2 separate regions of the Homo sapiens genome follow, and region 1 is linked to region 2. The links are chromatin loops, found by intact Hi-C in ENCODE. Cell type or tissue: OCI-LY7. All regions are shown on one strand.

Evidence for each region. Hi-C counts contacts between places; a loop is a spot of excess contacts. Peaks named below come from ENCODE experiments on the same cell type or tissue, not always from the same donor. Only the 100,000 strongest peaks of a DNase experiment are listed, where the experiment ranks them.
Region 1: a loop joins it to region 2, with 11 times the contacts of the local background. A loop is called at or near these places in 1 of 110 quality-filtered maps.

Annotation. Positions count from the first base shown.
Region 1 is chr17:82,784,717-82,788,716 of GRCh38, reverse strand. All of the region lies in intron 7 of TBCD (tubulin folding cofactor D), which reads right to left. Among named protein-coding and RNA genes, the nearest start is that of TBCD, 35 kb to the right of the region's middle. RefSeq lists an enhancer at 1,155-1,204. In OCI-LY7, a CTCF peak has its summit at 2,084 (motif pointing right); DNase peaks (open chromatin) are centred at 1,076 and 2,076; H3K4me3 peaks cover 836 bases; H3K27ac peaks cover 2,009 bases.
Region 2 is chr17:83,172,525-83,176,524 of GRCh38, reverse strand. The region is part of intron 2 of LOC101929650 (a long non-coding RNA gene); the gene reads right to left. All of the region lies in intron 1 of LOC124904105 (a long non-coding RNA gene), which reads right to left. Among named protein-coding and RNA genes, the nearest start is that of METRNL, 95 kb to the right of the region's middle. In OCI-LY7, a CTCF peak has its summit at 1,514; DNase peaks (open chromatin) are centred at 1,204 and 1,824; H3K4me3 peaks cover 1,326 bases; H3K27ac peaks cover 1,399 bases.

The DNA of each region.
Region 1 (4,000 bases), 390 kb after region 2:
CCTACTTGGGGACCTGGCTGCTTTTATTAACTATAAAAAAGCAGAGTGGCTTCAGCACCTCTCTTCACAAGGGCCGAGCGGGAGCTGGGAGTGAGGCTGACAGTGCCAGCGTTCTTTGGCTTTCTTGGTTTTTAATGCTGTTGTGTGTGACTATTTTATCCTTTAACAAGAGTTGTGCTTTTGTCAATGATAAAAATAAAAAGAAACCGCACTGCAAAGGGGAGACTCGAGCCTAACAGCCGATAAGGGGAAGAGCATCCTATTACCACTTTCATAGTCAACAGCCCCGTCTCGCAGTCCGAGTCCCCCAGCCCCGCCGCCGCCTCCCAGCCATTGTGAGAACACACAGGGAGAAACCCACTCCACACAGTCGACAATCTTCCAATCAGAGCACTAGAAACCAAGAGAGCACAACTATCAATCAGCAAGCAGAGTCACACATGAAATGACAGCCATTTTCCTTTTTGTAAATTTTTTTTTAGATGGAGTCTTGCTCTGTTGCCCAGGCTGGAATGCAGTGGCGCCATGTCGGCTCACTGCAACCTCCACCTCCCGGGTTCAAGCGATTTTCCTGCCTCAGCCTCCCAAGTAGCTGGGATTACAGGCGCGCACCACCATGCCCAACTAATTTTTTGTATTTTTAGTAGAGACAGGGTTTCACCATGTTGGCCAGGCTGGTATCAAACTCCTGGCCTCAAGTGATCCACCTGCCTCGGCCTCCCAAAGCGCTGGGATTACCGGCATGAGCCACTGTGCCCAGCCCATTTTCCATTTTTAATGTGTTTTTCTCCTTCCTTGAATTTCCTCAATTTGCATTAATCTTAATGCTTAAATTGGGACTAAACCAAAGCGTGTTTTTAAAGCTGAAGTACAGGGGCCTTCCAGGGAAATTACATTGCCAAACACTTGCTTCCCTCCCACAGGAGTTAAAAACCCTCACTGCAAGGGAACTACGCTTCGAGGGAAATGAAGATCAAATCCTGGTTTCGATGGTACTTGTTGAGAGTTCACCTGTTTCGCCCACAGTAATGAACAGGTGGATGACAATGAAGCCAAGTGCATCAAAGGAAACAGATGAAACCCTAAGCAGAATCCACCTGCAAGTTTCATCATGTACAGCAGGCGCCCGGCCTCTGCCTGCAGCTCTGCCAAGCCCAAGGTGAAACCTCCCACCCGCTCAGCACCCAGCACGACTTCCTCCTGCTGAGGCAACCTGGATCAGACCAAACGGACCCTTCCAAGAGACAGAAGGAAACAACACACATGACTCTGGAAAGACTCGAGATGCTCCAGCAGCCGCCCAGGGCTTCAGACGCTCTGGAAGGGACGTGCTGGCCCCAGGAGCTGCCAGAAGCCCGGCCCCGCCAGGCGTTGCTTCACGGCAGTTTCATTCATTCCCTTCCCAGGGATTTCAGCCGGCTGCGTCAGACAATTGCTCACTCTTGCTGAGGGCAAATCTCTGAATAGTTCTGAGGTGCTGCTGCCAAACCGCCTGGGTGCTCTGCCCTAAACGGCAGGACAGCACGCCTCACTCTTTGCCAGCATATGCCGGGGGGTGGCACAGGGCTCGGCTCTCCTAAGCCTTTGAGAAGACCGTTTTACACCTCGGGAGGAAGGGGAAAAACGAATGTCTCTCCACCTCAACGTGGAACTTGGAGATGTCAAAATAAAAAGCACTTCCCCACTCCTGGCTGGTTTGACTTTGCTACAGGAATTCCCACCTGTCCCAGCAGCTAGGAGGGGAATGGGGCAGCGAGCCGTCCCGCCCACCCACCCTCTGGGTATTCCAAATGCAGGCTGTGCAACACGTGTCTCCCACTTGGGATGGAAGAACAGAAAACTTGGGAACAATCTAGAGAAAACCAACAAGATCATCAAAAAAAAAAAAAAAAAAAGTAAAGAACCGAACCCACAACAAAGAAACTGCAGAACTAGACACATGTGGCCACAAGACCCTCCCAAGCCGAGAAGGACTCGGAGCCCTGCACCCAGGGGACACCGTGGAGCCCTCCAAGGCAGCCTGAACGCAGTGGCCCACAGCCCCTCACCAGGAGGCTGCCTCTCCCACAGCCAGCCTGGCCAGAAGGTGGCACGCCTCACCTGCCTGCAAGTCCCTGGGCAGCCACAGCTGGCTCCAGCCCCAAGGCTGGGATATCCTGCTGACCCAACAGCATGGGGTGGGGACGGCAGAGGAGGGGAGGCTCCCAGGCCAGGCTGACGAGAGCTGCAGGAGACCCCTAGAAGCCCGTTAAGAGACCGGACAGAGATCAAATTTGCCTCCCCTCCCAAAGCAGCACCCACACTCGGGGCAGGGCTAACGGCCTCCCCTGCAGAGGCACCACACTCGGGGCAGAGCCATTGGAGACAACCAGCTCTGGTCACATCCTGTTAGACCTCCCATTTGCTCCCCTGACCTGAGATGTTTTTCCCCCACAGCACTGAGTTTTATTAGGGATTTCATTAAGGTTAAATTTCTAAGGATGAGGGAATCCTAGAGGGCAGAGAAGCCCTCGAAGCCACCTCAGATCCTGTGAGCCACAGGTTCTACGGTGGGATCGCCACCTGGTTCCAGGTGCAGATGATTATAAGGACACTGCTTTGGCCCCACGGGCTGGTAGGCTGGTTAATTCTTCCCCACCCAGAACACGATCATGAAGGCCGTGAAGCTGAAGAGCTGCTTACACAATATTCCAAGAAGCAGGTGTGCGGGACATATCCACATGGATCCTGACACACATGTAGGTGCCAACATTGTCATTTCACCAGTCCAACCTCAGGCCAGGTGGTCCCAGTCACAGCATGGACCCCCTCCCACTGCGATGGGTCGGGTCCAGTGGTCCCAGTCACACAGCATGGACCCCCCTCCCGCTGCGATGGGTCGGGTCCAGTGGTCCCAGTCACACAGCATGGACCCCCCTCCCGCTGCGATGGGCGGGATCCAGTGGTCCCAGTCACACAGCATGGACCCCCCTCCCGCTGCGATGGACGGGATCCAGTGGTCCCAGTCACACATCATGGACCCCCCTCCCGCTGCGATGGGTGGGATCCAGTGGTCCCAGTCACACAGCATGGACCCCCCTCCCGCTGCGATGGGTCGGGTCCAGTGGTCCCAGTCACACAGCATGGACCCCCCTCCCGCTGCGATGGGTCGGGTCCAGTGGTCCCAGTCACACAGCATGGACGCCCCTCCCGCTGCGATGGGTGGGATCCAGTGGTCCCAGTCACACAGCATGGACCCCCCTCCCGCTGCGATGGGTCGGGTCCAGTGGTCCCAGTCACACAGCATGGACCCCCCTCCCGCTGCGATGGGTCGGGTCCAGTGGTCCCAGTCACACAGCATGGACCCCCCTCCCGCTGCGATGGGTGGGATCCAGTGGTCCCAGTCACACAGCATGGACCCCCCTCCCGCTGCGATGGGTCGGGTCCAGTGGTCCCAGTCACACAGCATGGACCCCCCTCCCGCTGCGATGGGTGGGATCCAGTGGTCTCAGTCACACAGCATGGACCCCCTGTCGCTGCGATGGGTGGGATCCAGTGGTCCCAGTCACACAGCATGGACCCCCCTCCCGCTGCGATGGGTGGGGTCCAGTGGTCCCAGTCACACAGCATGGACCCCCCTCCCGCTGCGATGGGTGGGGTCCAGTGGTCTCAGTCACACAGCATGGACCCCCTGTCGCTGCGATGGGTGGGATCCAGTGGTCCCAGTCACACAGCATGGACCCCCCTCCCGCTGCGATGGGTGGGGTCCAGTGGTCTCAGTCACACAGCATGGACCCCCTGTCGCTGCGATGGGTCGGGTCCAGTGGTCTTAGTCACAGCACGTACCCCTTTCCCACTGCAATGGTTCGGGGAGCTGCGGCAGTTGCCACACCCCATGCCACCAGCCGGGTAAGGCTCATGGTCTTCCACACGCATGTCATACTTCTTGGCAGTAGCGGCCCATTCTTCTGGGGTCTTAGGGACCTAAGAGCGTGTCCTTGGTCATGTGGGAGGCTGTCTG
Region 2 (4,000 bases):
TTGCTTATGGCAGAAGGGGTAACCCTTCTTCATGTCCCATTCAGGAGCCCCACCCTGGTGCCCCAGCCTCCGCTGCTGCTGCTGCTGTTGGTAACCGTGCACAGACCTAAATGGGCTCGGGAAACCTGTCCCCATTCATCTCACACATTTCTGACTTGGACCAAACCCAAATTTCATTTGGTCAATGCCCTTCTCACCTCCTCCAGCCCCGTGTCAAGAAATGAAGCCTGACTGTTTCTGAATCATTTGCGCTTAAATCCCCCAAAAGAAGAGCGCTAAGTGGTTTCATCCCCAGAGAGACCTTGCCCAGCCTTTTCTCTGAGTGACAGGACATTCCCATCTGCTAAGATATATTAAACCCCAGCTTCTAGAAAGGCTGGAGTAGGATCTGAGGTGTTCCAAAGGCCTGAGCTTCCAACATGGTCTGAGCATCCGGAATCTATGGTGCTCCCTCAAGGGGAGGCTGGGTGAGCTTGGACAGGGCCACACACTAGGCCCCAGGGGAAAACCGCTCCCCCCCATGGTAGAGAGCTATGTGAAACCCTCCCTCTATCTCTCGGTGGTCAAGTGTATGTGAACTTGTCCTCTTCCAAAACTTCATTTGTCAATTCATAAACATGCCCTGAACTGAGACACAAACATGCCCTGAGCTTGGGCAGCGCCGGAGACACTCAGCACTCGGGAGGTTACGATCTCTGACCTGAGTGCTGGCTCTCACGGAGGGTCAGGCATCACAGTGGGCACTGAGACTGGACAGCCACAAGGAATTCTGGGCAAACAAGAGCCCCCCAGCTAACCCCTCTGGACTCCAGGCAAGCAGGATGACATCACAGCTGAAACCCAAGACCCAGAGGGGAGAGAGCTGGGGTGGGGGCAGGACCAGCGGTCTCAGACCCAGGGAGGACTGTGTGCAGCTCAGCACGCTCCGAACATGGGGATGGGGGACAAGGGGTCCCCTCCTGTCTGAGATGGGCTACCTGAGGGTGACTGTGAGGAAGGGTCCAGGTCCAGCACCGTTTCAGCCCCTCAGGTCCCACGGAAGCCCAGTGTTCTGGCACCAGGAGACTCCGAGCACAACCTGGGGCTCAGTTCTATCACTCGCGGCCCAGCCTGCTCCACACCACTACCCCTCTGAAAAATCTGTTCTGTCTTCATTTCACTCAGCGTCTGCATGCTGTGTCACCACATTTGGAATTATGCAAACTATTGTTATAAATAAATCACAGGCATCAAAAAGGGACCAAGCAGAAAATGAGCCAAACTCTGGAGCCTGCCGAGTCGCTCGTGTGCCCTGCGGTGCTGACACGGATCCCACCTAGACCTGTCTGTGCTCTCAGGCCCTGGTGCACGTTGCCCTCTGGGCAGGGGCATGGGAGGAGCAGCTGGACTCAGCCTCCAGAGCAAGGAGGGGCGAGAAGGAGAAAGGGGCCTCCTTTCAGAAATCTCTCCTCTTACCAGATGCTATTTCACCACTAGAGATTCATTCCTTTGGCTTAGATTGTGTCTCTGCATCTTCTATTAAATGCAGGCATCTGGCTGAGGAGGGCGCCAGCCTCTCTGTGGGCTTTGTTTGGGTGCCACGCCGTGGGCAGGGAAGCCAAGTGCAGAGACAGAAGTGGCCCAGGGGGTGGGAGGATGCCCAGTGGTCAGTGTGACCAGGGTGAGCACCAGCGACATCTCTGAGGCCAACAGAGACACCCCCGCCAGGTAGGAGAGAGGCACGAACAGAGAGGCAGGCAGAGCTGAGGCAACCCGTGCAGCCAGTCCTCTGGCCTTCATCGAAACCGGCGAGGCCACAGAGGCTCCCCAGGGACCCACGTTTGGCTGAAGGATGTTGCAGGCCCTGGGCCTGGCTGCAGAGGCATGCAGCTGCATCTTTCAGCACCCTGGGCTCATCTACAGAGTCAACAGGGAGGGATTAGGGAGGGGGCTGTTTGCAGAGGGTTTAGGGTTTCAAGTAAAGTAAACCCATGTGTGCACTGTTATGTAACCTGCTCAGCCAGCCTGCAATGCCTTCCCACACCATCCACTGGACAGTGGGGGCAGACAGACCTGGGCACCATCCCCCAGTCATCAAGACGGTAGGTGCTTGGCCCCTGATGCCTCATGAGCTGTGTTGCAGGCTGGGTCCTTCTCCAGCCTTGGTGCAAGAATATGGAGGCTGCTCGTGTTCACCGGCATTGGGTAAATACTGTACACGAGCAAAGGCCGGTGGTGTGCTGGGAGGGAGCTGTTCTCACCTATGGAACTCGCCTTTCAACACATGGAAGCCACAGTGCAGGAGTGAGGCGCAGCCAATGCCACGGAGGCAAAGCATGAGACAGGCCCCAGCTCGCAAGCCCACCTTCCTCTAGGCTGAGTGAGGCCTGTGGGCACTCGCACACACATTAAAGGAGGGCACCGAATCCCGGCCTGGGACTGGCCTCACTGTCGGGGTCTTGATGCCACACTCTGCTCAGGGGTCAGGGGAATACTGTCCAGTTGAACCTCAAGGGCCGCCTCGTCGGGGCCTCCAGGGGCCAAAAGTGAGGGTCCTCAAGCCCCCCACAGCAGCCTGACCCCCACGGGGCCTGCACAGGCTCTGGAGCCAGGGAGGGTTCACCGACGGCTGCCTAGGCCATCTGCCTCAGCCCGCTTGGGACAGAGCCTGGCATGGGGACACAGGTCAGATGAACAAAGGTCCTGTGGGCCTGCAGCCCTTGCTCCTGAGCACCGTGCCAGCCCTCCCCTCGGGAAGGGGATCACCTTTCTCTGGGCAGGACCCTGCCCCACCACCACTCAGGCTCAGATGCTGAGGTTGGCTTCTCCTGCCTCAGCACTGACAACTTTTCCTTCTTCATCTGATCCTTCACCAAGTATTTACTGAGTCCTTCACCAGACGTGGCAGCACTCTAGGTACTGGGCAGAGCGGGGAAGAGGCCAACACTGCTCACCCAGCCCTCCTCGCTGCACCCCGACCCCACTGCTGACCCAGCCCTCCTCGCTGCACCCCGACCCCACTGCTCGCCCAGCCCTCCTCACCACACTGCTGACCCCACTGCTGACCCAGCCCTCCTCGCCGCACCCCGACCCCACTGCTCACCCAGCCCTCCTCGCCGCACCCCTCACCCCACTGCTGACCCAGCCCTCCTCACCACACCCCTCACCCCACTGCTCACCCAGCCCTCCTCGCCACACTGCTGACCCCACTGCTGACCCAGCCCTCCTCGCCGCACCCCTGACCCCACTGCTGACCCAGCCCTCCTCGCCGCACTGCTGACCCCACTGCTGACCCAGCCCTCCTCGCCGCACCCCTCACCCCACTGCTGACCCAGCCCTCCTCGCCGCACCCCTCACCCCACTGCTCACCCAGCCCTCCTCGCCGCACTGCTGACCCCACTGCTCACCCAGCCCTCCTCGCCGCACCCGACCCCACTGCTCACCCAGCCCTCCTCGCCGCACCCCTTCACCCCACTGCTCACCCAGCCCTCCTCGCCACACTGCTGACCACACTGCTCACCCAGCCCTCCTCGCCGCACCCCTCACCCCACTGCTCACCCAGCCCTCCTCGCCGCACTGCTGACCCCACTGCTCACCCAGCCCTCCTCGCCGCACCCCTCACCCCAGTGCTCACCCAGCCCTCCTCGCCGCACCCGACCCCACTGCTCACCCAGCCCTCCTCGCCGCACCCCTCACCCCACTGCTGACCCAGCCCTCCTCGCCGCACCCCTCACCCCACTGCTCACCCAGCCCTCCTCGCCGCACTGCTGACCCCACTGCTGACCCAGCCCTCCTCGCCGCACCCGACCCCACTGCTCACCCAGCCCTCCTCGCCACACTGCTGACCCCACTGCTCACCCAGCCCTCCTCGCCACACTGCTGACCCCACTGCTCACCCAGCCCTCCTCGCCGCACTGCTGACCCCACTGCTCACCCAGCCCTCCTCACCACACTGCTGACCCCACTGCTGACCCAGCCCTCCTCGCCGCACCCGACCCCACTGCTCACCCAGCCCTCCTCG